2 separate regions of the Homo sapiens genome follow, and region 2 is linked to region 1. A link is a loop called in an ENCODE intact Hi-C map of the cell type or tissue named here. Cell type or tissue: Caco-2. All regions are shown on one strand. Each heading gives the region's core, and the rest is flanking DNA. Links, peaks and the distances in the headings are about the cores only.

Region 1 (15,591 bases), core at 4,807-12,806:
CTTTCCTGATAAAATCTCTAAGCACACTAAAAGTAGATGGAAACTTTCTCAACCTGATAAACGACATCTATGAAAATCCTATAGCTAATGTCATACTTAATAATCATAAAAGACTGAATGCTTTTCTTCTGAACTCATGAACAAGTCAAGTATATCTGCTCTCACCATTTCTACTCATCATTGTACTAGAGGTTTTTAGTTCAATAGGCAAGAAAAAATAAAAGGCATCCAGATCAAAAAGGAAAGATGTCTTTATTCACAGACATGATCATCCATGTAGAAAACCTGATGGAATCTACAAAGAAGCTAGTAGAACTAATAAATGAGCTTCGCAGGACATATGATCAACATACCAAAGTTAGTTGTATTCTATATATTAGCAATAAACAATTAGAAATTTAAATAAAAGTACATTTGCAATAGCATTAAAAATATGAAATATTTAGGAATAAATCTGACAAAAGTTGTGAAAGACCTGTACACTGAAAACTAAGAATCACTGCTGAGAGAAATTAGAGAAAACCTACATAAGTAAAATGATAGGCTGTGTTCATGGGTTCAAAGATTCATATTAAAATAGCAACTCCCCAAATCTATAGATTCAACACAATTCTAATAAAAAATCTCATAGCAAACTTTTTTGTAGAAATTGAAAAATGGATTCTAAAAATCATGACAATGCAAAGGACCTGGTATGGCCACAATAATTTTGAAAAAGAACAAAGTTGGAGGACTAATACTACCTGATTTTAAGACTTATTATAAAGCTAAATTAATCAAGATGATATGGTATTGGCATAAAGATAAACAAATAGATCAATAGAACAGAACAGAAAGACCAGAAATAGACCAACACATATATGGACAACTGACTTTTTGGCAAAGGTACAAAGGAAATTCAATGAAGAAAGGATAGTTTTTTCAACAAATGGTGCTGGGATAATGATATCTACATGGGATGAGATGAATTTGAACTCCTACATTATAAATATACAACAATATATTCAAAATGGATGATAGCTGTAAATGTAAAACCTAAAACTGTAAAACTTCTAGACATGGCCAGGTGCGGTGGCTCATGCCTGTAATCCCAACACTTTGGGAGGCCAAGGCAGGTGGATCACCTGAAGCCAGGAGTTCCAGACCAAACTGGCCAACATGGCAAAACTCCATCTCTATGAAGAATACAAAAATTAGATGGGCATGGTGGCAGGTACCTGTAATCCCAGCTACTCAGGAGGCTGAGGCAGGAGAATCACTTGAACCCGGGAAGCAGAGGTTGCAATGAGCCAAAATCGGACCACTGCACTCCAGCCTGGGCGACAGAGCGAGATTGTCTTTAAAAAAAAAAAAAGAAAAAAAAACTTCTAGATGAAAATATAGGATAAAACCTTTGTGAGCTTGGTTTAAGAAAGGATTTCCTAGATTTTGTACCAAAAATACAATCCATAAAAGACAAGTTGATAAATCGGACTTCATCAAAATTAAAAATTTCTGCTCCACTAAGAGAATGAAAAGATAAGCTGTCTGAGGTTTGCCCCAGCACTTGTCTTGGCTCTGCATGGTGCTCTCTGTCTGTGCCATTCTGTGCTGAACATCGTGTCAGCACACAGAGCATTGGCAGGTCACCCCCATCTTTGGTGAAGAGGGAGGTTGGTTATTTTTGTAGGTACAAATCTTTGTTATAGTAGACTCTTGACAGTTGAGTATTTAAGGTTTGTGTTTCTCACTGCTGAAGAACAACATTCATTTTATGAATGCAGTGACTCAACTGACAAACTTGAATTGGGGGCATTATGGGATCAACGTAGGGGAGTGAGTTCCATCACCCCAGCGAGGTTAAACCGCCGCCCAGCTCCCACATCTCAACATGGCTTGGTCTGGACCTTTACGTTTCACAGGGAAAACTGTGTTCATGCTGGTGTTTGCAACTTGGGGAATACTGAAAATTCTCGGGCTCTGTTTCAAGGAAACGTGACTCCTACTGTGTGTATCATTTCTGTGGGAGGTACCCCTTTCAATATGTACGCAACATGTCCAAAGCCGGGCCTCTTGTTCTAATGTAAAAGCTCTCTCCCACGCTTGTGTTCTTTTCTCTGTGCTGGGCTGCTCGAGAAAGGGGTTGATTCACATTCCTTTTCCCTGGAAGAGCAAGAGCTCCTGGAACCTTCCTGTGTGTGCCCTTTGAGCATCTCCTGGACCTCAGCTACTGGGGGTAGGCCGTGTTCCTGAGTCATTTTCTGCCAACAGGGCTGACCCCGCAGAGTGGCCCACACAAAAGGCTTCGCTCTCTTGCTCTTGTGAACTCTGCCACCTCCTGCTTCAGCCAGATGTTGATGAGAATTTCCTTCTGTACAGGCTTCTGCTGGCCTTGAAAGCATTTAGGTGCCCTGGTCCCGTGCATGGAGGAAGCAGCGGTAACTCGAACTACAGCGTATCTTCCCTCCACCAGCAATGGCTGAGTCTGATTTCCTTCTGAATCCGTCTAAGGGGAAACACGCTTTATCCACAGATGCAAGAACTTTCTTCCAAATATCAACATTCTAGTCTTAGGCAAAGAATTCGCATTCTTTCTATTATTTTGACTCTGCTTCTTGCAAAATAAAACTCCTGGCATCATGGCGCTGACGGAGCAGTCACCTCCTTCCTGGGCTATTTTACTGCAAATGGTTCCTGCATTGGCGGAGAATGCCTCTGTGATGTGGTTTGGATATTTGTCCCCCAAAATCTCATGTTGAAATGTGACCCCCCAATGTTGGAGGTAGAGCCTAGCGGGAGGTGTTGGGTGATGGGGCCGGATCCCTCGTGAATGGCCGGGTGCCCTCTCCATGGTAATGAGTTCTTGCTCTTATTAATTCAAGCAAGATCTGGTTGTTCAAAAGAGTATGGCATCCTTCCCCACCCTTGCTCCCTCTCTCGCCATATGACATGCCGGCTCCCCTGCCCCTTCCATCATGTTTGGAAGCTTCCTGAGGCCCTCACCAGAAGCAGACCCTGGGGCCTGCTTCTTGTACAGCCTGCAGAACCATAAGCCAAATAATCCTCTTAGCCTTGGTACTCCTTTATAGCAATGCAAATAGACTAACACTCTCTGCCTGAGCTGTCCAGTTTGGGTAGGTGCTGGAGGAAACCACAGCTCATTCCAGCTATCCTGTAAGACCTGATGCTCTTTGTGTCTGAGAAATCCTTGACTGCTGAATGTAACAGGCCCTAGAGCAAAGGGAACTAAGAAGGTGGCAGGTAAGGGCTCTGGTCTAAGTTTAGGAGGCGATATCTTCAGTGCTCTGCTTCTGTGTGCCCAGCCCACATCTGGAAAAGCAGATGTGGTTTAGAAGGAGCCACCAGTGAGCGGAGGAGAGGGATGACTTAACATCGAGAAGGATTATAAGGCAGAAACTCCACATCTGGGAACTCTCTAGCAAATATGATAAGGGTCATAAACTACACACCAAGATGCTTCATACTTTATTTTTATTACTATCTTGGATTTGCTCTTCAGGTGCAAAAAAAGTTTCATTGGTTCAAGGTCAGAAAGTTTTTTTTTTTTTTAAACAGCAGTTTTTAAAGTTTTTAATAGGATTCCGCTTACATTCCAATGTAAACACAGCATTTCTTTCCTACATCAGGACTCTGTATTATTTTGTTATTTCTGTGTTAGTTTTTTTTCTTAAGCAATTCACATTAGTTGCACAGCTGCAGGCAAAGCCTGCAACCTCTCTGCATCTCGGTCATCTCCTCTGTACAGTGGAGGCAGTGGGAGCGGGTGTGATGGGAAGGACACAGATGTGACGCTGTCATCTAATTCTGTCATTAATTTTGCTGTGTGGTTTTGCGTTGTGAATACTTATAGAGCAAAATAAATTGTCTTTGGGTCCCTCCTGGGAATACACTTCCAGCATGTCATGACCCTGCTCTGGTCTTCATTTCTTAATTGTAATATCAGGGGTCACAAATAGACAGTGTTGAAGGTTTTCTCAGCTGTTTCATCATCTCATGCACGACTTTCCCTTACTTCCTTTAAGCAAGCATTGCTCGCATAAACACACATGCACAGGCAAGCACACAGAGACACACTCACACCCTCACTGCCCCCCAAGCAAGGGAAGGCAAGCAGGTACCTAGAGAAGCAGGGTCCCATGTCCCACGTGGAGAGCTTTCAGACCCTACCTGCGGGTGTCCTGGTAGTCTTCGGTGCGTTAGAGAAACAGCTCTGACCTCGATGGGTAGCACTTTCTGTGAAGGCCAGGAGGGCTTTATATAGATTCCAGGTCACACGCACCATCAAAAGTACATGGTGACTTCCAGATAAGGATAGCAGGTTGAACATACCTCTCTCCTGATATCTCTCTAAAACTATGGTAAAGGAGATTTCTAATGGCATGGGAGAATGTGAGAGGAGAAAACGACAATAAATTTTGGAATCCAGAAAGCATACACATGACTGTTAACTGACTTAGCAGACATAAAGAAGCTGAATCTTAAATCAGCAGTGAGGAAAGCTAATTTGTACCAGAGTCTCTAAACAGCTGTGAATTGGTAGCACTGAGGGTCCCGGCCTAAATGAATTGTTGAAAGTTTTTAGGAAGTAATTTGGGCCAGGCACCATGGCTCATGTCTGTAATCCCAATGTTTTGGGAGGCTGAGGCAGGAGGATCACTTGAGGCTAGGAGTTTGAGACCAGCCTGGGCAACATAGCAAGACCACCATCTCTACAAAAACATTTGTTTTTAAGTTAGTTGGGCATAGTGGCACATGCCTGTAGTCACAGCTACTCAGGAAGCTGAAGCAGGAGGATGGCTTGAGCCCTGGAGGTCGTGGCTGCAGTGAGCTGTGATCAAGCCCCTACTCCAGCCTGGGAGACAGAGAGAGACCCTGTCTCAAAAACAAGAGGCAATTTCACCTCCACATCACCTCATCCAATTTGTGCAGTCAGACAGTTGCCCCTCCCCCTACTCACAGACTATTAGATATTTATTCTCTGTAGAGAAAATACAGGTCTTCTGACTAGGGGACAGTAGGCATAGGTGGAAGTGGGTGCTATCCCAGAAATAGGGAGACTAGGTAAGTAGATTCTCACTGGATTCTGAGACCTGCAGTCCTCTCCGTCTTCCTTAGCTCAGAATGCTGTCAACCTAGCCAGGCAATTATCCTCCAGGCAAGAGACTAAAAAAAGTCCTGTGGGGATCTGACCAGCCCAAGAAGATCTTACAGATACTGATTATGAGTTTCCCGTGAAACAGTTCGGCCAGCTCAGCCCAGGGTGAAGTTCACTGTTAACGACCCACATACTCAGTTTCCTCTTGCTCTTATGAGCACGTGATCATGGATTCGAGCCACGTGAGGAAAATTCTAAGTGAAAGATCCAGACCAAGACAAACCAATGTAAAAAACAATGTGGACAAAACAGAGCAGCTCTTTTAAAAACTTACCAGTACTAGCTCAAGAGACACGAAGAGATATTTCACCCTTGGAACAGCAATAGAATGACACAAAAATGAGACTTTTGAAGAACGAGGAGCTTTAAACATTTAGAACCATTCTAGAAAATGTTTAAAGCTTACTTAATAAATTGAAAGATAAAATTGAAGAACTCTCCCAAAAAGTAGAGCAAAAAAAAAAAAAAAAAAAGAACAAATTAAAAAATTAGAAGACTAGTCCAGGAGGTCCAATATCTAAATAATAGGAGATTCAGAAAAAGAGAACAGAAAAAAATGGAAAGGAAAAAATCATTCGTTAATATTTTGGTAAGTAATTTGAACAGTTTCCCAGACAAGAATGATGTAAGCTTTTAGACTGACGCATGGTAGATAAAAACAGACATAAATCAAGGCATGTCACTGGGAAACTTTAGAACTGCTGGGATAAAGAAAGGATCTGAGAAGATTAAAGGATACAAAGGATCAAATCAGAATGTCATCAGGCTTCTCAACAGTAATGGCAGAGGCTAGAAGACAAGACAGCAAGGCCTTCAAACATTTGAAGAAAAATAACTACTATCTTAGAATTCTTTTTTTTTGTTGTTTGTTTGTTTGTTGAGACAGAGTCTCGCTCTGTTGCCCAGGCTGGAGTGCAGTGGTGAGATCTCGGCTCACTGCAAGCTCCGCCTCCTGGGTTCACGCCATTCTCTTGCCTCAGCCTCCCAAGTAGTTGGGCCACAGGCGCCTGCCACCACGCCCGGCTAATTTTTTGTATTTTTAGTAGAGACGGGGTTTCACCGAGTTAGCCAGGATGGTCTCGATCTCCTGACCTCGTGATCTGCCCACCTCGGCCTCCCAAAGTGCTGGGATTACAGGTGTGAGCCACCCCACCCAGCCAGAATTCTATACATAGTCAAAATATCAATTAAGGGCTGGGTGTGTTAGCTTACACCTGTAATCCTAGCACTTTGGGAGGCCAATGTGGGCGGATCACCTGACGTCAGGAGTTCGAGACCAGCCTGACCAACATGGTGAAACCCTGTCTCTACTAAAAATACAAACAAATTAGCCGGGCTTGGTGGCGGGCGCCTGTAGTACCAGCTACTTGGGAGGCTGAGGCACAAGAATCACTTGAACCTGGGCGGCGGAGGTTGTAGTAAGCCAAGATCACGCCATTGCACTCCAGCCTGGGCGACACGGCGAGACTCTATCTCAAAAAAAAAAAAAAAAAAAATCAATTGAGTATGAGGATTGAATAAAGACATCTTAGAAAGGCAATGTTCCAGATATTGTATTTCCTATGCACCTTTATTCCTTCATAGTAGGAAGTTGCTAAAAGATATGCTTCACCAAGATAAAGGAGTAAATCAGGAAAGAAGACGTACAGGAAACAGGAGATCCAACATGAGAGAAGTGAAGGGAATTCCCAGGAAGATGGAGAAGTCCCAGGTTGACAGTTTGGCCCCAGTTGTTGAGAACGGTCTAGACTAGGGGTCCCCAACTCCTGGGCTGTGGACTGGTACTGGTCGGTGGCCTGTTAGGAACCGGGCCACACAGCAGGAGATAGATGACAGGTGAGTGAGCATTACTGCCCGAGCTCAGCCTCCTGTCGAATCACTGGTGGCATTAGATTCTCACAGGGGCATGAACCCTACTCTGAACTGCACATGCGAGTGGTCTAGGTTGCATGCTCCTATGAGAATCTAATGCCTGATGATCTAGGGTGGACCAGTTTCATTCCAAAACCATCCCCCATTGTCTGTGGAAAAATTGTCTTCCATGAAACCGGTCCCTGGTGCCAAAAAGGTTGGGGACTGCCGATCTAGACTGAAGTATGTTGGAGAATCTGGGAGAGATTTTGTGAAGATTGGATTGATAAGATATGTGATGCTCTGACTGTCTTAAGAGGATGTTTGTATAATTAAGTGAGTTTGTGTTTGAATTAGTGATAAGCATCAATAATAATAATAAAATTTTAATCCAGGGAAGCAAAGAGTGGCTAGGATAGGAAAAGTCATTATAGTTTGATGCATGGCTTAGTTTAGTATTTTCATGGTTGTAATCATATAAATGCTCAACAAAGAGCTAACAAAAATTATGATATAACCAGATTAGAAAGATAAGCAGATGAGAAGGGTGTGTGTGTTTTTCCTGAGAATAAGAGAAGGAAGGACAGCCAAATTCTTCATTTGCAAAGGGATAAGCCAATAGATGAATGCATAAAGCTGAAAAATCAAGGAAAGCAATATAAGCATTTTATTTAGAGATGTAGAGGTTACTGACAATAGCATTAGCTAAGATAATTGAAAGTGGTGTTTCTGGAGAAGAGGCAAGGAGCAACTACTATTTGTGTTAATGAACATTGTAGAATTGTTTGGCTCTATAAAATTCATGCTTGTATTACTTTAATAAAAGTTAAAGTAAAAATATAAATAAACAGCAAAAAGCTTGCATAGCACGCCACTCTAAACTAATAAATGAAACTAAGTGATGAACATTTTATAGCATCTGATTTCAATCAGCATCATTTGAAGCGCTTTGAGTGCAGAGTCAGCTCAGCATCTATCCCGGAAGAAAAGCTCGGCCCTGGTGCTGACAGACACAGAGAGGAAATGGAAAGCAGCACCCCGCGGAGTGGCAGAGGGCATGGCTGGATAGGAGCATCTGTCTGCGTTCATCATTAGACGCCAGATGTAACCTGGAGTTTCAGCATTAAATGTTTATATGAAATGATGCCGAGGTGGAAATTTTGCCTTATAAAGTAGCTTATCTTGGGAACAGAGAGTACTATAAAAAGATGAATAAACGATTAAATCAAGGTCCAGACATGAGCTGATTTTTCTTAAAAGCAGTATCTTTACAACTTCAGAGTTTGAACTCTCTGATGTGGAACCAAGCCAAAAATAGCACAAAGAAAATATTGACCATGAGAGTGGTGACCTGGCAAGCTCAACACTGTCCACCTGTTAATCACTTGTCCCTGTTGATTTCAGCTTATGACTGCATACTTTCTAGCCTAATCCTACTGTTGGTATACTCAGGTGCAATAGAAGTTAAAGAGTGAATAAATCAACCTACTAAAAGAGATTCATGGGCACGGGGTGGGTGGAGAACAAACATATTACATTCCAAAATTCCTATGGCTCAAAGGATCAACTACTAAACAAAGCATGTACACCTGAGCCACTGTGGGAGCCAGCATGAAACACTTCCAAGGAATGAATTCAAGGAATGCAATTAATTCCCAAGCTCTTTTTCCCCAAAACTCTATTTTTGTTTCAAGCTAGCATTCCCATACTCTGTTCAGACTTTAATTCCATACTGTAATCTGTCCAGCTTTGGTAACCACCCAGCTGTAATTTGAACTGGCTGGTCAACAAACCAAACACCATCAAAGATTCTCATTTGTCTTGCTAAAGTCAAAAACACTGAAGATATTTAAATGTAAATATAATCTTTTACTGATCACACAATCTCAGGGAACTTTTCCCCCTTTGCATAGTGTCACAATTGGGGTTCAAATTGTGAAGACCAAATGTGTAACTTATACAAAAGTAATCACAATAGTTTGTTGCAATAGAAATGAGCTGTTCTGTGCATTGCTGACAAGCCACTTTTTAAAGTTTACTTTTAAATGTATGTATAGTAAAATTCACTCTTTTTGGTGCACAGTTCTTCAAGTTTTAACACATACATAGATTCAAGTAATTACCACCACAGAGAGGATACAGGACAGCTCTATCATCCTATACACCCTCGTGCTGCCCCACCTGGAATCCCTGGGAACCACTGATCCATCCTCTGTCCCTAGTCCGACCTTTTCCAGAGTGTCATATAAATGAAGTAATTTGGGATGTAGCCTCTTGTGCCTAGCTTCTTTCACTTAGCATAATATATTTGAGATTCACCCATATTATCGTATCATATTGATACAGCTCTGATGAATGGAGGAATACCAGGTTCTTCCTCTCGAGTTGAATTGGAAAAAACGACACGGACACACCTGGTGTGATTTTAAGGAGCAGAGAGTTTAATAGGCAAGAAAGATGGGAGAAGTCAGAAGGAAGAAGCTCCTCCATACAGAGACAGAGGGAGGGGGGCTCCAAAGCTGAAAGAGGAGACCCCACATGCCAGGATACCAGCCAGCTATATGAAGAGGCTGGAGGAGATGGTGTTTGATTTGCACAGGGCTCAGGGGATTGGTTTGACCAGGTAAGTCATTCATGTAGCCCTCGAAAAAAACTGACCCTCCCACCCTAGTCTTTTAATATGCAAATGCAGGGTGCCATGATGTTCTACATACTTGGGGATATGTGGGGGCAGCCATGTTGCCAGGAACGTGTGGGGCAAGGGCAAGAGGACAATGATGGGAATCGCCATGTTGGGTGGATCCAGTTTCTAATGGCTGGCGTTTGCATACTAAAGGTTGCCAGCTCAGCTCTAAGAGCCGGAGCTTTTCTGCTAGACAAGAAACGTTTTTGGAGGTGCTTTAAAAGAAATGAAAACTTCCCAAGGACCCCTTCTCCTCTCTATCTGCCTAAAATAATTTCTTAGTAACTCCTACAACAATATGTTTATGAATGCATGTGTGTATATACATGCATGTTTGTGTGTGCTTATATGTATATGTAACATATACATGATATATAACTTTATTATCATATATATAAGCTTTTAATTTTGAGGTAATTATAGAGTCAGAGGAAGCTGCAAAGACAATACCAAGTGGTCCCTTGTACCCTTCAGCCAGTTTCCTCCAATGGCTACATCTTATACAATTACAGCATGCCATCAGGAGCAGGACATTGATGCTGACATTGTAGGAGTGGAGGGAAAACTGCCGCTTTGCCCTCTGAATGTTTGCTGAAAATCAACTGACAGAAGGCAGATTAATAGGAGAAAAGGGATTATGGTGGCTCACACTTGTAATCCCAGCACTTTGGGAAGCTGAGGCGGGTGGATCGCTTGAGCCCAGGAGTTTGAGACCAGCCTGGCCAACTATGGTGGAATCCCGTCTCTACGAAAAATACAAAAATTAGCCAGGCGTGGTGGCGCGTATCTGTAATCCCAGCTACTGGAGAGGCTGAGGCAGGAGAATTGCTTGAGCCTGGGAGGCGGAGGTTGCAGTGAGCCAAGACGGGACCACTGCACTCCAGCCTGAGCAACAGAGTGGGACTCCGTCTCAAAAAAAAAAAAAAAAAGGAGGAAAGGCATGCACATTTATTTAATCAGAGTTTTATGTGACATAAGAGCTCAAAGATACAGGGGAAACCATCCATTTTTATGCTTAGGTATGGGCAGCCGTGTAGAGATACTATTGGACAAAAAGGGTAACATCTAATGCTGAGAGACTGAGTAGGGAAACCCGGCGAGGCCTGTCTGTCCGGATTCTTCTTGGCCTCTCTGGGCAGCATTCTTTCTTTCTGGGTGTGGGGCAGGGCCCTCTCTGGAATGGGGTTCTCATGACCTAAAGTCAAACAAGGTGGGTCAGATAATTTCCTTATGTCCAGTTTTTACACAGAAAGGCCACTTGGGTAGGAGGGATTCTAGTTTCCATGACTAGCTTCAGGGGAGAATCAGGGGCCAGTGACAGGAAGACCGGAGAAGGTGAGAGAGAGCTGCTTCTGAGGTCTCCCTTTGGGGTGCCGTTTTCTGAGCCCCAACAATATCATGTTTGCCATTTTATCACATGTGCACGTTCCCATAACCCCACCTCAACCAGTATCAGAACCGCCTCCACCACCACTGACATCTACCCCGTGCGTCGCCTCTGTAGTCTCTCTACTCCTTCCTTCCCCGCCACTTATAGTCCCTGGAAATCACTAATCTGTTCTCCAATTCAAAAATGTTACCTAAGTGGAATCACACAATATGCAACCTTTGAGATTTGTTGATTTCACTTAGTGTAACACCCTTGAGAAGTTGCTGTATGTATTCCTAGTTCATCCCTCTTTATTACTGGGTATATCTCATTGTATGTATTTTCCAGTTCGATTTCACATTCACCTGTTAATGGACAGTTGGATTGCTTCCAGTGTTTGGCAATTATGAATAAAGCTGCTATAAATATTTGCATACAGATTTTTATGGAAACATACATTTTCATTTCTCTTGGGTGATACCTAGGAGAGGAATGGCTGAGTCATATGAAAAGTGAATGTTTATCTTTAAAAGAAACCACTAAGCTGTTTTCCAAACTGGTTGCACTATTTGCACTCCCCAGCAATGTGTGAGGGTTTTACTTAGCTGCTTCCCATCTGTACCAGCACTTGGTAATGTCAGGGGTTTTGTTTTTGTTTTTAGACATTCCGCTAGGTGTAAAGAGGTATCTCCTTGTTTTAATTTGCATTTATCAGGATAAATTTGAAATAAGAAAAAAGAAACCTCACTTTGAAGGGATATTACCTTGATTTCCCTACTTCATGTTTGTATTATTACTTAGCAGAGAATCTAATAAAGATTCTGAGGAGTTGCCTCTCCCCGCAACCGCCCCCACCCCAGCCTCAGAAACCTGAAAATGGAAGTCATCAAGACAGTTGTCTGCTGTTTTCAACAACGGATAATCACTGCTGTCAACTAGTTTGTAGGCTGAGTGAGAAAAAAAAAAAAAAGCTGATCTAGTTCATTATAATTTACTTTAAATAAAAAAGCAATTTTTCTTCTAACTTCACACAAAATGTGTATTCTAGAGGCACTGTGTGAATATAATTTATATTCCTTGAATTTCATTCCAAGAGCACTGGAAATGCTTGATGTTTTGAGGACTTTACAGAGGAATTCATCTGTTATAAAAGGAAACTGCCAGGTGTGATGGCATGCACCTGTGTTCCCAGCTACTCAGGAGGCTGAGGTGGGAGGACTGCTTGAGCCTGGGAGATCCAGTGAGATGTGATCTCACCACTGCACTCCAGCCTGAGCAGCATAGCAAAACCCTGTCTCTAAAAAACACAAAACAGAGAATCAGCAGGGGTTCTTCTGAATCTGGGTCCAGGGGGCTGCTGGCCTTTCCCTGCCCTTATTCCCATCTGAGAACTGCTCCACGTGGTACCACTTCCAGGCTGGTCCCTGAGGAGACTGGTAGAGCTCACAGCATCACCAAGGAGAAACCTCAGTTGGGATAGAGCTAAGAGGTACCAGAACCCAGAGAGAATCTGAAGTCAGGCAGCCACACATCCTGCAGACAGGACAGATCAGGGCCTGCATCAAGAACTCAAAACTATGGCCAGGTGCCTTGGCTCACACCTGTAATCCCAGCACTTTGGGAGGCCGAGGTGGGCAGATCACAAGGTCAGGAGTTCAAGACCAGCCTGACCAATATGGTGAAACTCCGTCTCTACTAAAAATACAAAAATTAGCTGGGTGTGGTGGCCCGCACCTGTAGTCCCAGATACTCAGGAGGCTGAGGCAGGAGAATTGCTTGAACCCGGGAGGCGGAGGCTGCAGTGAGCCAAGATCATGCCACTACACTCCAACCTGGGCGACAAAGCCAGACTCTGTCGGGAGAAAAAACAAAACAAAACAAAAAAAACCCTCAAAACTAAGGGGCCTGGGGGCTGTGCTGGATACCGGACACAAACAGAAAATTCTGTGGGGTGAGATAAACAGAGACAATTTGCCCTCACTTCTCATTTCCTCATGGGGATAAATGATTTAGGGTGGGGGCTATCTCTCCATATGGCTCAGACAGAAGTATTCTCCAATAATTGGAGGGAGAGGAGTGTCTTTTGAAATAAAAATGGGCAGAGTAGGTAAAAATCACCTTTCTCATGGGACACTAAACAATTTGGTTTTTGGAAGGTAGTATTCGTGGTAATGAGGTGAGGGTAAGTTATTCTTAGGTAAATTCCAGAGGCTACCAGCAGCTGGTTGTAAGTGGGGAGATGGTGTGGAGATAAAGCCTCCACAGGCTCGCTCTCTCCCCTCTTCTCTTACAGAACCTGGGCTCCTCCCAGCCCTCTCAAAGCCAGCAGAAGCCAGACAGCCAAAGCACAGCAATAGGACGGCAAAGCCCCAGCTGCAGTCAGCAGACTCCAGGGGAAGGCATAAGAGACAGGGCATTAGAGAATTCTTTGGCATTAGAGAAGGGGCCGGATTTCCCTAGGGAAGGCTCTGCGGCTGGGCTGGATGGGCTGCAGCTGTGCGGCACGGGGCAGGGTGGCACTGCGGGTAGAGATTTCTTTAGGTGAAGCCACAGTTCCTTACAATTGCTGATATTGAACACTATGGTGGTTTCCTCTGGGGGCAAGTGACCTTTCCTGGGGGAGGGAGACCCCTTCTCCCAAGGCAGCAGAGGCTACAACAGTCCCATCCCACCCTTGTCATAGAAGGTGAAGGGGTGCACTGGAGTGATCACATGGGGACCCTCGTTTTCCTGCCCTAATTCTAGTTGACTTCATGTATCAGTATTTTTGTCTGAGGTAAAAAGCAACTAGCAATTCAACAGCTTATTTAAACATAGTTGTCTGTGTGAATAGACAACTATGGGAATAGTCCCTCATGGGTCTCTTCTACTTTCCTGCCCCACAGTGCTTGGTGTCTCATTCTGTGAAGGTGGTTAACTCTATTATTTAATACACATTAAGTCCCAGCTTATAACAAAATAACTTTCCTTGAATCGCTGAACCCGGGAGGCAGAGGTTGCAGTGAGTGGAGATCGCACCACTGCACTCTAGCCTGGGCGACAGAGCAAGACTCCATCTCAAAAGAAAAAAAAAAAAGAGATGGATTAAAGACTTAAATGTAAGACCTGAAACTATTAAAATACTAGGAGAAAACCTAGGGAAAACTCGTTTGGACATTGATCTAGGCAAAGAATTCATAACTAAGACCTCAAAAGCACAAGCAACAACAACAACAACAAAATAGACAAATGGGACTTAACTGAAAACCTTCTGCACAGCAAATAATAGTAATAATAATAATAAACAACAGACTGAACAGACAGCCTGCAGAATGGGACAAAATACCTGCAAACTATACATCCAACCAAGAACCACTATCTGGAATTTACAAGGAACTCAAAAACAAATAATCCCATTAAAAAGTGGGCAAAGGGCATAAATTAACATTTTTCAAAAGAAGACATGCAAAAATGGCCAACAAGCATATGAAAACGTGCACAAGTTCGCTAATCATCAGAGAAGTGCAAATTAAAACCATCATGAAATATCATCTTACACCAGTCAGTAGGGGTGTTAAAAAGTCAAAAAATAACAGACGTTGGTAAGGATGGGGAGAAAGGGAATGCTTATACATTTGCTGGGAATATAAATTAGTACAACTTTTATGAAAAACAGTACAGAGATATCTCAAAAGACTAAAAATAGATCTACCATTCCATCCAGCAATCTCACTACTGGGTATCAACTCAAAGACAAATAAATTATTATATAAAAAAGACACTTGTACATTTATGAATTGCAGCACTATTCACAGTAACAAAGATATGGAACCTACCTTAGTGTCCATCATTGCAAGACTGGATAAAGAAAATGTAGTCTGTATATATGCAATGGAATACCATTCAGTCATAGAAAAGAATAAAATCAGCCAGGCGCGGTGGCTCACACCTCCTGTAATCCCAGCACTTTGGGAGGCCGAGGTGGGTGGATCACCTGAGGCCAGGAGTTCGAGACCATCCTGGCCAACACGGAGAAACCCTGTTTCTACAAAAACACAAAAATCAGCTGGACAAGATGGCGCATGCCTGTAATCCCAGCTACTCAGGAGGCTGAGGCAGGAGAATCGCTTGAACCTGGGAGGCAGAGGTTGCAGTGAGCTGAGATTGCGCCATTGCACTCTAGCCTGAGTAACAGAGTGAGACTCCATCTCAAATAAATAAATAAATAAATAAATAAATAAAATAAAATTCCATCCTTTTGTAGCAACATGGATGGAACTGGAGGCCATTATCTAAAGTGAAACAACTCAGAAACAGAAAGTCAAAAACTGTATATTCTCACCTGTAAGTGGGAGCTAAATAACGTGCACACATGGAAGAGAGTGTGGAATGATAGACACTGAAGACTTGGGTAGGGGCACAAGCAGGGAGGTTGATGAGAAATTACTTAATGGGTGCAATGTACATTATTCCCATGATGGATACACTAAAAACCAAGACTTCACCACTATACAATATATACATGCAACAAAATTGCACTGTAATTCCAGTACT
Region 2 (15,591 bases), core at 4,522-12,521, 98 kb after region 1:
AAAGTGCTGGGATTACAGGTGCGAGCCACCACGCCCGGTGATTCTTACATGTTTGTGTGCAAAACAATGCCTTGAGGAAGATGCGGGAGGGGCACACAGGTTCTGGAGTCCCCTTCCAGACATTCTGAACAGGCAGATCTGGGTGGGCTCATGCAGTCGCCTCCTTAACAAGCTGCCCACGTGGTGCTGATGTGGGTAGTCTGAGGCCCACGGTGTCAGAAGCCCTGGTTATTCAGGCTCCTGAATGGTGACTGGTTTGTCCCCTCCTGCTGGAGTCATGTGTCCTCTGAACTGGCCATGGAGCAGAAGAGGTTGCATGGCCAGAAGGAAAGGAAAACTGGTGAGGAGAGCCACAGCTTTGGGGCTGGATTTGAAGGAGAAATCACTGCTTTCATCCTTGGGTGGTGGTAAAAGCACCTCTTCCTTCGGGGCTGTCCTCAGGTGGGGTGATCTGCTTCTTCACAGCTGGTCATTGTTAATGGTGTGAATCACTCAATTCTGGTTAGGCCTCCACCCTTGGCTACCTGGTTCCCACTAATCCCACGTCTAATTTCATTTGCTCCCAGCCCCAGGGCCATGCTGAGATTCTAACACTAGATCATCTACTGCCACCCGTTTTTCCTGCATAAAATTTACCTTGCTCTGTAACCTTCATCTATTTAGAAATAAACCCATGAAGTCTTTCTGGTTTATTTTTCCAGCTCCTGTCTCCCCATCCCCTAGAATCGTTGACAAAATGAGTGACACTGCCCTGGGATCTGGGTCTCTGGTTGAGGCCTTGGAGCTACTGCCTCTGCCTGTGAACTCACCCATCATCGCTAACAGGTTGCTCCACAGCCTACAGATCTCAATATTTCGCTAGCACAAAACCCAAGCGGCCAGGCACGGTGGCTCACGCCTGTAATCCCAGCACTTTGGGAGGCCGAGGCGGGTGGATCACTTGAGGTCAGGAGTTCGAGACCAGCCTGACCAACATGGAGAAACCCCGTCTCTACTAAAAATACAAAATTAGCCGGGCGTGGTGACACGTGCCCGTAATCCCAGCTACTTGGGAGGCTGAGGCAGGAGAATTGCTTGAACACCGGGGGTGGAGGTTGTGGTGAGCCGAGATTGCACCACTGCACTCCAGTCTGGGAGACAGAGAGAGACCCCATCTCAAAAGAAAAAAAAAAAAAAAGACCAAGGGACTTCCGGGAACTAAAACATCTCAGCCCTTTCATCGCCAGTGTCTTCATCTTACAAGCAGAAAAGGAAAAAAAGCAGTGGGAAGCAGTAAGAAGCTACCGCTGACTCACTATGAATTACTGCTGACTTTGAATTATTTAGCAGCTGTGGAAAAGCCATCTTTTGTTTAAAAAAAAAATAGGGTTTTCTGAAATGCTTTTTATTTTTTTATTTGTATAAATACCTGCCCAGAACAGTCAAGTCAACTGACATCTGCTAAATGACTGAGACACTGTGGAATTTGTATACTGGCATGGTGTGCAGTTTCGTGCAAGTATAACCACAGAGACAGACAAATCTCTATCATTGCCACAGACTGCTTATAGCAAAATTCCAGAGCTCCTGTCATTGGTCTTTAATAGTTGTGCTTTGTTGCTTTTGTTACCACGTGTGCATTTGTGTCAACATTATACAAAGCACTCTTTCTCACAAGAGCTAGTTTCACTCTACAACCATACTGTAAGACAGGTATTGTTTTAAGATCAAGAAACCAAGGCTCTGAGAGGTTTAGTGACTCACCTAAGATCATGAACTAATAATAAGTGACGGATCAGGGACTTGACCTGGGACATTGATGCCAATTCCAGGGCACCTTCCACCGTGTCATATGGCACTTGCTCTACATATGTGCCAGGCAGCACCCGCATGGCTTTTCCTCATGAAACAACGTGGACCCAGGCCTACACAGCAGTTGTGAGAAAGTGCCTCCAGCTGGGAGCGCATCTGGCCCAGGGCACCAGCTGCCACTCCATGCTCTGAATCCATCCTGGCCTGTGCTGAGACCCCCCCTTTCCATGGGCTGCTCCCCACCCGTGATGGGGCATGGCAGGGGCACTAGGCAGCCCCCTTCCTGAGAGACATGGGGCTCCTCTGCCTAGAATGTTGTCTCAGCACTTCTCTTCTGCCTTGCTGAACTTTCCCTAGAGCCAAGGAGGCCTCCATACAACCTTTCCTCTCCTTCATTTGGAGTCAGACTTGCACTGCAGTCTAATGGTCATCCCACTTTTTTCCAGCTCCCTGATAAAATCTATGGCTTCTGCTTCTTGGAGGACCCAGATTATCACAGCTTATCTCATTCCTTTGCAGCAGATGCCCCTGCAGGCCATCTCTCCAGGCTCAGGAACCTAAAGAAGAATCTACCCAGATGTGGTGGCTCACACCTGTGATCCCACCACTTTGGGAGGCTGAGGCAAGAGGATCACTTGAGCCCAGGAGTTGGAGACCAACGTAGGCAATACAGCAAGACTCCCATCTCTACAAAAAAAAAAAAGAAAGAAAGAAAGAAAGAAAAGAAATTAGCTGGCTGTGGTGCTGCACATTTGTAATACCAGCTACTCTAGAGGCTGAGGCTGGAGGATCACTTGAGCCGAGGAGTGAGCTATGACCACACCATTGCATTTCAGCCTCAGTGACAGAGCAAGGCCCTGCCTCAAAAAAAAAAAAAAAAAAAGAAAAGAATAAGATAAAATAAATAATACAGGAGAACCTAGTGCTCAGGTTCTCTAGTGAAGAGGAAGGCAAAAGATAGAAAGGTCAGACAAACTTAAACATGCATTCCAAGATCGGCCTGGGTCCGCCCGTAGACATGAAGGAATCTTCTGGTGGAAAGTTAGGCAGGGAAACGGACACTGCTATGAGCATGTCTTCCTGGGCAGCTTGCGATGGTCAGGAGGAGGTGGTTGTTCCTCAGCAGCGGTGCTTCCGATGAAGCCCCATGTTGTAGTGGAAGACAAGCCATTCCTGTCTGACCTTCTGTGCCGCGCCTAGGCTTCCAAAAGCTGCTATCGCCAAGATCCATTTCCGTTCACCTTTAAACTGCTTGTTATGGGGAGGAGTCAGCCAGCCATGATGCATACTTGTTACAGAAAGAAACGCCCACGTTGAGCTCTCCTGATAAGAAGAGAGAGCATTCGTCATTGTCTGTATCTGTCATCTGAAGAAGGAACCAATGTCAAAAATCCCACACATTCTCCTCCCGCAAGTCACAGAGTAAGCCTCCCATTCTTGAGCTCGTTCATTCACCAAACACATTCTGATCTCTCCTGTGCCCAGGCGGTGGGATTCAGAGAAGAAGTGCTGCCTAGTAGTCAGCACCCAGTGCCAGGAAAACAGGACAAGGGGAGTTGTCGGGGGAGACACCAGGATTGAAGTTGCTTTTACTAAAAAACATTTTTTTTATCTTGTTAACAAATATATTTACCATGGTACATGGTGGCAATGCTCTCAGTTTTAAAACACAGCAATTATCTTCCAGTGGTCACTAATTAATCCAGGTGTGGCTAGGAACAGCTGGATACTGATCTGTGTGATGATGGCACCTCTATCATCAGGCTGCCATTGCTGGCACTTTGGGCAAGGTGGACTGGGGTTCTGCTCTGGGGCTGTGTGCCCAAGGTTTACACCTCACTATTTTACAGCACACTGGAGCTCCCAACAGTCCCCGAAGGTCTGGAGATCACCAATGGGCAGGAGAGAAGGGAGGGGTTTAGACATCAGGGAGCCAAGTTCTACAGCATCTTCTAGATCCAGGCTATCGAGCACTTGAAATGCGGCTAAGTCTGAATTGAGATGTGCTGTGTGTAAGAGACACAACAGATTTTGAAGACAGTATGAGAAAAAGAACATAAAATATCTCAGTAATTTTATATTGATTACATGTTGAAATGATACTAATTTTTGATATACTGGGTTAAATAAAATAGATTATTAAAATTAACTTCATCTCTTTCTTTTGACCTTTTCAACATGGCCATTAGAAAATTCAGCTTACGTAGTAGGCTCACTTTCTACTGCACAGCCCTGGATGTCAAACTCAATGAGAGCGGTGTCTGTACCTGTATCTGCTCATCCAGTCCATAAAAGTCAGCACAGTACCTAGCACTGAAAGTACTCCATAAATATTTGAGGGATGGACAAAAGTACAAGTGAACAAATAGCATCTGCTCCTCATTTCTGGTAAGTCAAGGAGCAGTTCTACCCTCTCCTTATCTTAAACTAATGCCTGAGAAGGAGGTGGGAGATTTACAAAAATCCATCTCCCAAATTTGAATCTTCAGCCCTGAACTCCCCTGAGATGTATATCTGACTGCCTACTTGCAAACTCCACTTAGATGAGTAATAGACATCTCAAACTTCACATCTCCAAAGCAGAATTTTTTATTTTCCCCGCAAACTGGCTCCTACCTAAGTCTTTTTCATCTTAATAGATGGCGCCATGATCCATCTGTTTTTTTTCAGGGCAAATACCTAGAAGTCATTCTTGAGTCCTCTAGTTTCCTACTCTTCTTCCCCCATGATCACCACCACCCAATCCCATCCATTCAAGAAACAGTCCTATTGCTCATGCCTGTAATCCCAGCACTTTGGGAGGCCGAGGCAGGTGGATCGCTTGAGATCAGGAGTTCGAGACCAGCCTGGTCAACATGGTGAAACCCTGTCTCTACTAAAATACAAAAAAATGAGCTGGGCATGGTGGCATGTGCCTGAAATCCCAGCTACTCGGGAGGCTGAGGCACGAGAATCACTTGAACCCAGGAGGCGGAGGTTGCAGTGAGCCGAGATCATGCTACTGCACTCCAGCCTGGGTGACAGAGTGAGACTCTGTCTTAAAAAAGAAGAAGAAGAAGAAGAAAGAAAAGAAAAGAAAAGAGAAAAGAAAAGAAAAGAAACAGTCCCATTGCAACATCCATTGCTACTACATCCACTTTTTCCACTGTCACTGTTATCACCTAGGGATAAGCCCCCTTCATCTCTCACGTGCATTATTTCTGACTGTCCAGGTGATGCTGCCACCACTATCAGAATTCTGTAAGCCGTTATTACCTTTCTGATAAAGACAAAAGCATGGATGCTATGAACTGCATGGCAAGATGACTTTGATCCGCATGTAACAGATGCACTTCCACAGAGACACCACTGTGGGAGGGAAACAGCTGGAGGCAGTCCTCTAAATATACACCTGCCTTCGGGCAAGTCTTCACTTGGCTGGTCCAGACAGAAATTTACCCTCTTTATAAAGCCCTCCACAGATGTGGGGTCCAGAGACAGGCATGCCCAGGCTTTGACTAGACCATTCATTGGCTGCATAGCCTTCCCCACAGGGTGGGTACAATAGCGGGTACAATAACGACAGCAAGCATCACTTTCCACCCCAGGGCTTTTCCTGCTGCCTTTGGGGACCTCCCCAACAGCATTCTCCAGTTCAGAAGCAAGCAAAGCAGAACCCTCATCCCTACTTAGAACATACAAAACAAAAAATAGCCTTCTGCAGGATCACAGAAAAACGAAGGAGAAATCAAAGATGATGGAACTACCTCACAGACACACTTTCCTGATTTGGTTATTTAATGAGTTTGTATTGCTACAGAATTGCAGAGGAAATTAACTTAGCTTACAAGAAGACGGAGGACTAGGAGCCTGAATGTTTCACGTGAGGCCTTTGCCCACAAGAGCAGACGACTCTGATGCTCCTCTCTGCAATTAGACTAAGGACTCCACACCTTCATGCCCTCCCTCTTCCTGCCCCTAAATGTCACCTTCTCCTATGGCAATCCTCCTGAAACACCCTCCTCTCTTACAACTCAATAGACCCCATAAACACACCGCCATTCTTCCAGTCATCTTTGACTCCTCCTTCTGCCTGACCACTCATCTCCATTGGTGACTCTTATGTGTTCCTTCAACTGTTTCTTAAACCTGAAGGCACCATCTGGAGCAGATCCATATATCCATACTTCATGTGACCTCCCAGGAGGTGGTCCTTTCTTCACTGTCTTCTCTATTCAGTCCAGCTCATCATGATCACTGCTGCCAGGTTAATCTCCCATAAGCACCATTTTCTTTAAGTCATTGTAAATAAGAATCTGCAGTAGCTCCCTATGGCTTATTCATTCATTTTTTAAAAATCCATTCATCCAACACATAGCTATGCCAAGCTATATGCTAGGTGCTGGGGATAATGGTAAACAAGACAACTTAGCACCAACTTCATAAATTCCAACGAACTCCACACTCTTCTGTATGATTTTCAGCCCTTCACCAGCTCTCAATCAGGCCTTTGCTTTCATTATTTCCCCAATGTGAAGTTTTTCCTCCACTTACTTTATCCTCTGAATTTTGCTCATCACGAAAGGACCAATTCAAAGCCTCCCTCCTCAATACTTCTGTGAGTTCATATCACTGACTTCCTATATACCATTCATTTGGTTCTTATCCTCTACTGCCTTTTTAAAAATGCATTTCACAAATGAAATTACTTTTTCATTTCTGAGTCTTATCCCCACAATTATATAATATAAATGCCTTGAGGAGGGTTCTCCTACAGATTTTTAGTTGGTAGAGTGTTTCATACCAATTTTTGATTAATTACTTTATCTACATAGAAATTTACTATTTGGGCTGGGCATGATGGCTCACGCCTGTAATCCTAGCACTTTGTGAGGCCGAGGTGGGTGGATCACTTGAGGTCAGGAGTTCGAGACCAGCCTGGCCAACATGGCCAAATCCCGTCTCCACTAAAAACACAAAAGTTAGCCGGCGTGGTGGCACGTGCCTATGATCCCAGCTGCTCGGGAGGCTGAGGCACGAAAATCACTTGAACCTGGGAGGCAGAGGTTGCAGTGAGCTGAGATCGTGCCACTGCACTCTAGCCTGGGTGACAGAGTAGAACTCTGTCTCAAAAAAAAAAGAAAAAGAAAAAGAAATTTACTGTTGGAGGAATTGACTACATTATGTCAGTGAAAGCCATAAAGGAGAAGATGAGACAATTATTTTACTGTTGTCATCATAGCAAATTGTCCAGTTGAATTTCTACCATTTAGACTGTATATTAAATCTTTGATAAGCCAATATTTAATATCTATCCTATACATTGAAAAATTATTTACAAACTCCATTTGTAAAACAGGAGCCATGCTTAAAGTCAGGATTTGATATTTCACTTTTCGTTATTATTTATTGTGCTCCATATGACATTGAACAAACAGCAGTGCCCGTTAAACAATAATTCACTGTAATATTTCCCTATATTTCAAGTTCATTTTCTTGTCTGACTTTGCCATTGCTTTCTGACTTACTCAAAGGCAAGATTGTATTTTGTCCACTGTGGCATCAGTGGTACCCAGGACAGGCCTGTTACTGACTGGAGGGGAAAAGATCAATGAAGGTGATGGATGGATGGAAGGATGGCTGAATAGACAGATGGACAGATAAATGGGTGAGTGACATAGAGCAGTAGAGACTTCTCGCAGTCTGGGGTATTAGAAACTTCCTCAAGGAACTGGCATTTGAGCTGAATCTTACAGGCTAAGGAAGATTTAGCTGTATGAGGTGATAACAAGGGCAAACCCAGGCAAAGCCAACATCCTTAGCAAAAGCTCAATGGGCCAGAAAAGTGTGACTGCAGGAGAGTTGGCAAGCTATGGAGACATGGAAAGAAAGATTGACGAGAGAAGATACGTTTGACGTCTTTTGGCCAGGCGTGGTGTCTCACACCTGTAATCTCAGCACTTTGGGAGGCCGAGGCGGGCAGATCACAAGGTCAGGAGTTCAAGACCAGGCTGGCCAACATAGTGAAACCCCATCTCTATTAAAAATACAAAAATTAGCCAGGTGTGCTGGTACGTGCCTGTAATCCCAGCTACTTGGGGGGCTGAGGCAGGAGAATTGCTTAAACCCGAGAGGCGGAGGTTGCAGTGAGCTGAGACCACGCCATTGCACCCTAGCCTGGGTAACAGAGCGAGATTCTGTCTTAAAAAAAAAAAAAAAAAAAAAAAAAAAAGACACGTTTGATGTCTTCTGAGCCCCTTGGAAGGGGTTTCAGCTCCTTGAAGGCATGGCCAGTTCATGGTTGCATTCCCAGATCCTAGCACAGTGCCTCTTGCACTGAAAGAATGAAACAATCAACAATCCATGAATGAAGGTTGGTCCCTGGCCACTTCTCTGAAGTCATCTCTCGTCACCCTTTTCTGGCCCCTCCATGACGTCATGTAGATATTCTTGTCTTCTCTTCAACATGACTCGGAGCCTTTGTATTTGCTTTTCCCTCTTCTGTGCTCCGCCCTCACTGACCTGCCTGCTCTTCCCCTCACATGCCTGGAGACCTTCCCACTTGCCATTTCTTTGATCTTTCTGCTTGGAAAATTCTTCCTGCCTATCTTCATTTGATTCCTCCCTTCATTTGAATCTCTGTTTAAAATCTCTTTCACTTCTTTGAGAGGCCGCCCTGCCAGCCTATGAAGAGTTGCCTCTCTCCAGTCACTTCCAAATCCCCCCAACCTGCTTTGTTCTTTATAGCACATACCACCACCTTATATCATTAGACAGTCGTTTCTTTATTGTTGACTGCCCCCCACTCCTCTTGCTAGAATCTAGTTCTCATTCAAAAGACCTCACATAGTGGTAAGGACTTTTCTTATTTACTGCTAATCCTCTGAAGCCTAGAACAGTGTTTGAGACATAAATAATAGTCAGTAAATATTTGTTGAGGCCAGCGCAGTGGCTCATGCCTGTAATCCTAGTGTTTTGAGACATAAATAATAGTCAGTAAATATTTGTTGAGGCCAGCGCAGTGGCTCATGCCTGTAATCCTAGTGCTTTGAGACACCTAAGCGGGAGGATCACTTGAGGCCAGGAGTTGGAGGCCAGCCTGAACAAGAAAGCAAGACCCTTGTCTCTACCCACCCCTACCAAAAAAAATTAACTTGGCAGGATGTGGTGGCATGCGCCTGTCATCCCAACTGCTTGGGAGGTCGAAGTGGGAGGATTGCTCGAACCCAGGAGTTAAATGCGGTAGTGAGTTATGATCACGACACTGTACTCCAGCCTGTGACAGAGTGAGACCCTGTTTCTAAAAATAAAATAAAATAAAAATAAAAATATTTGTTGAATAAGTAAACAAGTAGTTCAAATAATTTATCCTGCAACTTAAGTTTTTTTAATAATCATACTCCAATTTGCCTTTACAGTAACAAAGTCTAAACTTTGAGGGTAGAATGGACCACATTAGAATTGTCTTTTCCAATCAAAGCACTTTAGAAGATGAAAATAATGAGACAGGTTAAGATCAAGTTGGAGACCAGATCACATAGCTAATTGGAGAAAAAGCCAGAATGAGAAAACCTGGTCTCCCCGAGCCTGGCTTACCGCAACCCACACCAGTTCTTGCCATCCACTCTCCGTACAGGGACCAAGGTGAGCTTTCTAAAAGGTAAATGTGACCTGCCTCTGTCTAAAACTGCTCAGTGTGTCTCCGTACCACTGTCCAATGGTCTAAGCTGGCTGAGAAGGGCAGCCAATTCTGCCCTGTCTCCTTTCTTTACTCCTCCAACCTCACCCTCTATGCTGTCTCATATATCTGGGCCTCTGTATACATCCACATTTATGCCTGGGCTTATCATTATCTGCATGGTAATTCTTACCCATTCCTCCTTCAAAATTTTATTTTGAAGGCCTACCATTATTTCTCCAGTAAATAATTAATTCCCACTGGGCGTAGTGGCTCACGCCTGTAATCCCAACACTTTGGGAGGCCGAGGTGGGCAGACCACTTGAGGTCGGGCGTTTGAGACCAACCAGCCTGGCCAACATGGTGAAACCCTGTCTCTACTAAAAATACAAAAATTAGATGGGTATTGTGGCATGCGTCTGTCATCCCAGCTACTCGGGAGGCTGAGGCAGGAGAATCGCTTGAACTGGGGAGGCAGAGGTTGCAGTGAGCTGAGATCGCACCACTGCACTCCAGCCTGGGTAACAGAGCGAGACTCAAAAAAAAAAATTTAATTCCCTTTGTCTAAACTAATTCTAATGCTAGTACTTGTCTTATCATTGAACAAAGAATGTGGTGGAGCTTTGTCATATTTTACTATCCAGTATTTAATAACCTCTTCCTACTTGGAGGGGTCATGTCACCCTCTCTGCAACTACAGACAACAAAGCAAAGGCATCCTTTTCCTCACTCCACACCCAGCAGCCAGGGCACAGGCGCAGGACCAAAGACTGGCAACCAGGAGCTCTTGCCTAGAATTCTGACTCCCGGGTGCGTGCGGCAAAGATAAAAGGAGGGCTGGAACCTCCTTGTGCAGCAGCTGTGGCCTGCAGTGGACCCAGCCTGGTAGCAGTTACTGTGGCTGTGTTGGCCGGCAGGCTTCTGAGCAGCCTGTTCTTGTTAAGAGATGGCTGTGGTTCTTCTTCCTGCTTCTTGGACCACACACCAGCTCAGGTCTTTCAGTCTCTGAAAGTCTCCAATTTCCTTTCAGTGAATTCTATATCTACTCATATTGCTCATGGTGGATTTCTGTTGCTTACAATCGAGAAGGCAGGTGTCTCATACTCACAGCAGTTCCTGGCCCAGAACTGTACAAAATAGTAGGTGCTCAGTAAGTAGGAGTTCATAGTAAAGGTGAAAATACTTGAAAATGAGATACATTGAAGTAGGCCAATTAACCTAAATTGTAAACTAGACCACTGTGCTTCATTTTTTTTTCATTTAACATCCAAATTATGGAACCTGAATGACATGAGCAGCCTCAGTAGGAATGACACCAGAGAGACAGAGCTTTCAAAAAATTACACTTATCAAAGTCTTTAGGAATCTCTCCAGATTATTCTCAAACAGCCAGCTTCTTGGCAAAATGGGAGCTTAGTGCATTCTGGTAGACTGTTTGACTTGAAGAAAAGACTGTGAGAGCAGAGGTATTCAAATGTGTTCAGCAGTGAGCACAAATGCCCACAATGCCATGAGCTGTCTACATTTTCAATTGAGAACTATGCTGAAAAGAACAGCCTGACAAGCATCTTAAAAATGGATTTTTAGCCATGATAAAAAATCATTTCCCCAAAAGTTAATAATCTTTAGCTGTGTAGAGTGCAATATTATAATCAATTTTATTCAGTCAGTGAAAACATTGATATTTACCATAGTGAACTAATTTCAAAAGCTGTACATTCAATATATTCATGCCAAAGACATCTCACTCAATTTTGACTACACAAGAATATCCCTAATGGAGGCTCTTGGCATTGAATTTAATAGACTCGAGGAAGACAATGTATTTTCACAGAGATATACGGGTGTCAAACATAGGCCAGACTTTGATCCCATAGCCGAAACGCTGGAGGTATCAATAATAAGATGTCTTTGTAGTGGGTTAATCAGGTAAAACATTTTGTGCTAAACGTTTTAGGCAAATTGCATTCTGTGGATAGATGGGCACTAGGTCATCATACTACCAGCTCCCTGAGGTCTCATATTATGTTCACCTCTGTATACCTTTCACAGCCAGGTATAAACACACACTTGCATACTCCAGCACCTACCACTGTGGCTAGCACATAATAAATGCTCAGTAAATGGTTTCACGTGATTGCATGAAGACCTGAACTTGGAATGAAACTTCCACCTGTTAGCTCCAGGCTCTTGCAAATGGTAACCAGGTACCTAGGAGGCTTAGACGGGGAAGGCAAAACTGAGGACCTATCACGTAGCAGGCCCCTTACAACCTGCAGTGCTGGCTATACCTCATTTTCAGATGTAGAAATTGAGGCTCAGAGAGATCAGCCACAGAATTAGTGAGAGGTAGAATCAGACCTTGAACTTAGATCTCTGCAAGTACAAATCCAGTGCCCTTTCTATTCCACCAGGGCTCTTAACTGGGGACCCCAGGGAACCCATAGAAAGCATGTGGGAAACGTTTATGAGGAGGGTCTGAATCTTCCATTGCATTCCCAAGGTGGTGCATGGCCTCCAAAAGGCTGAGAAGTGAGCTTGTGGCTGTATGCAGGCTCTGGGCCGGCGTCAGCCTGCTGCAGGAGAGAAGTAGAGGGTGCAAATGGAAGTGGAGGATGGTGGTATGTTGTTCCACTCACAGTTTCAACATCCCTCCGAGCCAATATACCAACTCTATGGGGTCCTGGGGTCCTGCCCCCATAGGGTATCATAGGGTGACAAAAGACCTGATCCAAGTCCCATCCACTGTCCATGGTATTTATAGACACACTCTACTCACATAAAATACTGACGTTTGTGAGCGCGCGTGGTGTGTGTGTTGGGGTGGGGGTGGGGGATCAGAGAGACCACGGAGACATGGATAGGGCCTGCAATGATTCTCTGTGTAGTGGTGATGTCACTGGGTTGTGATCTAAAGAGGAGAGAAAAGTCAGCAGAGTTCATACCCTAGGGATGCAGTAAGAACGAGCTATTGATGGATTAAATACTGAATCTAATTTTACTCCGGATCTCTGGGCCACAGGCCTTCTTGGGTGTAAGACAGAGATTGAAAACTCTGTTTTCTAAATTTAACAGGTGTTGGCCAGGCGCAGTGGCTCATGCCTATAATCCCAGCACTTTGGGAGGCCAAGGTGAGCAGACCACCTGAGGTCAGGAGTTTGAGACCAGCCCAGTCAACGTGGTGAAACACTGTCTCCATTAAAAATACAAAAATTAGCTGGTCCTGGTGGCAGGTGCCTGTAATCCTAACTACTCGGGAGGCTGAGGCACGAGAATCACTTGAACCGGGAGGTGGAGGTTGCAGTGAGCTGAGATTGCACCACTTCACTCCAGCCTGGGTGACAGAGTGAGACTCGGTCTCAAAAATAAATAAATAAATAAATAAATAAATAAATAAATGTAACAGGTATTTATAGAGTATTTGCTGCTACCGCTAGTCATGGTACTGGGGAGCTCTGTGTAATATAAAGAAATAAGGAAAATTCTTTATGTGTGCATGTTACGCAAACAAGTCATCACAGCTCAGTGTCACAAGTCCTACACTAGAAAGATGGTAGGGTGCTGTGGGAGCATCCCCAGAGGAAAGGAAGATGATACCCAGGGGAATGAGAAGAAGTTCTATTGGAAGTAACATGTCACTTCAATTAAATAAACACATATCAAGTGCCAGGCACTGTATTGGGGATGGAAGGTGTCTAGACACAGAATATCTGCTACCAAAAAGCCCAAAGCCAGGCCCACAGAAGCACAAGAATGACAACCTGCTGCAACAAAGGCAATGTGTGTAAAGTACAGGGTGGCACAGCTCTGGGAGCAACAAATTGTGTGTGTGTCCTAGGGAAAGTGATGTCTGAGTTAGGATTGGGAGGATAAACATGAATTTACCAGCTTTCTGGTAGAAAGAAGCACGGACACAAATGTGATAGTAATAGTACGTACAGAACATTGACCAGGGGCCACGCACTGTACTAAGTGATATTACTGACATTATCTCACAGAGCCCTACTACTCAACTCTTTGAGGCAAGCACTACTACTCTTAGTACTTGTGCACTCTTAGTACAAATTTCTTCAGACTTTTTTATGTACACAGTCAGGATGTGGGTAGATTGCAAAATAACCAGCAAAATTCTCCTCCTCGTACCCATGTGCTTCAGTAGCTCTTTCCCATACTGAGTCTTGACTTGGTCATGTGGCTTGCTTTAGCCAACGGGACCCATCCCTGCTCTCATTCCCCTCTCCAGTAAGACGGAACTCTCTGCAGGTTAAGAGTCGAGGGTCTGGAACCAGACTGCCTGGATTCAAGCACGCAAACATGATGCAAGGGGTTTGAAAAGCATTTATGCCCTGAGGCTTGTCCCCTTTGCTGTGCTTGTAGCCGTGACACTACTATTTGAACACGCTTGAGCTAGTTTGCTAGGGTGGCCATGTGAAGAACTGAGGAGCCTCAGCAAATTGTCAGCCAACCATCAGACATGTAAATGAGGCTATCCCAGAGCATCTGGCCCCAGCTGATCCACCAGCTATTGGTGGCTGCAGGACTGAGCCTAAGAGAGACCAGCAGGGGAACCACCCAGCTGAACCTAGCCCAAGTGCCGACCCACAGAATGATGAGCTAATGAATGATTGTGGTGTTAAGCCATTAAGTTTTGGTGTGATTTGTCATACAGCAAAAGCGAATTGATAGAGGGTGCATCTTCCAAAGGACAATGTTTTGCAATTAAAATCAGCAGAAATTCTTTTCTTTATCAGGGCTACATAAATTAATAGTGCATCTTACAATTGATGATTTAGATTTGATGCAATACAGTATTATATTCACTCAGCAGATAAGAAAGACAGGGATTTGACAGTTACTTGCCTTGGGTCTGAACTAGTGAGTAGTGGAATTGGTTCCAACCTGTGTGACTCCAGACTTTTTACTCTTGACTACAGATAGCTGGAGAGGAAAATGATATGAACTTGTTGGCGGGGAAAGCAGGGTCAGGTTATGAAGGGTGCCTTAGAAACCCTTGCAGAGGTTGAATTTTACTAGTTGGGAATAAGTGGCCAGTTGAGTGGGAAAAATGAAGTAATTATCATTTCTTTTTGACATTGACTACATAAGATCTTCATATCACTTCCAAGAACAAAAAAATAGAGTGCTGTGGGGACGCAGGGTGGGGTCTAGACGCCCTGGTTTGTCAGCTCTGTGTTGGGGCAGAACTGCAATGCCAGGAGAAGGCCTGAGCAGTGAGTCTGGGAGAGCTGGAGTCCTCCAACCCAGAAAAGAGAGGGGAAACCCTGGGCAGCTGCGGCCTAAGCAGCTGTGGATTGTTCTCCCACATGGAGTGGATGAAGCCAGTGGATCAAGTGCATGTTAAAACTAAAAGGGGTGTGGAGAAAGGGACTATGACTTCATTAGGGCCACTGAAGACCACAGGATAATTATCAGTAGTGTTAGAACAGTGTCGGCCTGGTGGAAATGCTTCTTCTTCACTACCGCTGAAGCCCAGGAGAGTTGAACTAGCAAGTCCAAGCAGTGGCATCATAACGGTGCAAAAAGCATTGCCAACGGGAGTAGATTCATTGCGAGGCTCACATAGCTTGATTTTTAGGGCTTCTCATTTATAGAAGCCCCTTGTGAGACCTCGGGAGGGGCTCTGGCAACCTAGTCACATGGTTAAATGTTTCCACAAAATTTGCAAAAGTAAGACCACGTAGCTGCAATCAGTTGATACAGCACATAGCACAGTTGGTGCACTCTATGCAAAGTCTCTTCTGTCACCACCTCATCCCATTATGGTGCTGAAGTGACCAAGGTCATCTTTGGAACCCAGCTAACAAGAGCTGGAGCTGAACATACATTTCTTTGGGTCTGGGGAGATGTAGTTACGGAATTCACAGGGACTTGCATGTATAGCTCTAGCTTTCTCCGCACAGGAATGCCTTCAGGTATATTTCTCCACCCTCTCTGTCAACTTATCTAGCATCCTGGCAGGAGGTTCAAGGCCAGAGATCATATTTCCCCTCTCCTAAGGCATCTTAGGAGATGGGCAGGGGAAGAGAAACACGGAGTGAAATGGACATAGCCGGTAGGTTTACCACTGAAAATTTTTCCAATCAGCATTCATTTAAAATGAAAAGCAATGAATTTGGTACCCA

The links. A loop is a pair of places that touch in the nucleus more often than their neighbours do. Peaks named below come from ENCODE experiments on the same cell type or tissue, not always from the same donor. Only the 100,000 strongest peaks of a DNase experiment are listed, where the experiment ranks them.
Region 2: it touches region 1 in a loop (18-fold over the local background); 2 of 110 quality-filtered maps call a loop at or near these places.

Annotation. Positions count from the first base shown.
Region 1 is chr4:184,930,397-184,945,987 of GRCh38, reverse strand. It overlaps MIR4455 (microRNA 4455), which reads left to right and starts at 7,548; the gene lies at 7,548-7,605. RefSeq lists a silencer at 5,059-5,353. In Caco-2, for the core only: no CTCF peak of the experiment used is centred there; DNase peaks (open chromatin) are centred at 8,577 and 10,817.
Region 2 is chr4:184,831,645-184,847,235 of GRCh38, reverse strand. It overlaps LOC105377587 (a long non-coding RNA gene), which reads right to left. Exons shown (of 3, transcript XR_939564.4): 3 at 3,030-3,114. MIR3945HG (MIR3945 host gene) reads left to right here. Exons shown (of 3, transcript NR_132989.1): 3 at 2,311-3,940. Among named protein-coding and RNA genes, the nearest start is that of MIR3945, 12 kb to the left of the region's middle. In Caco-2, for the core only: no CTCF peak of the experiment used is centred there; DNase peaks (open chromatin) are centred at 8,265 and 8,775.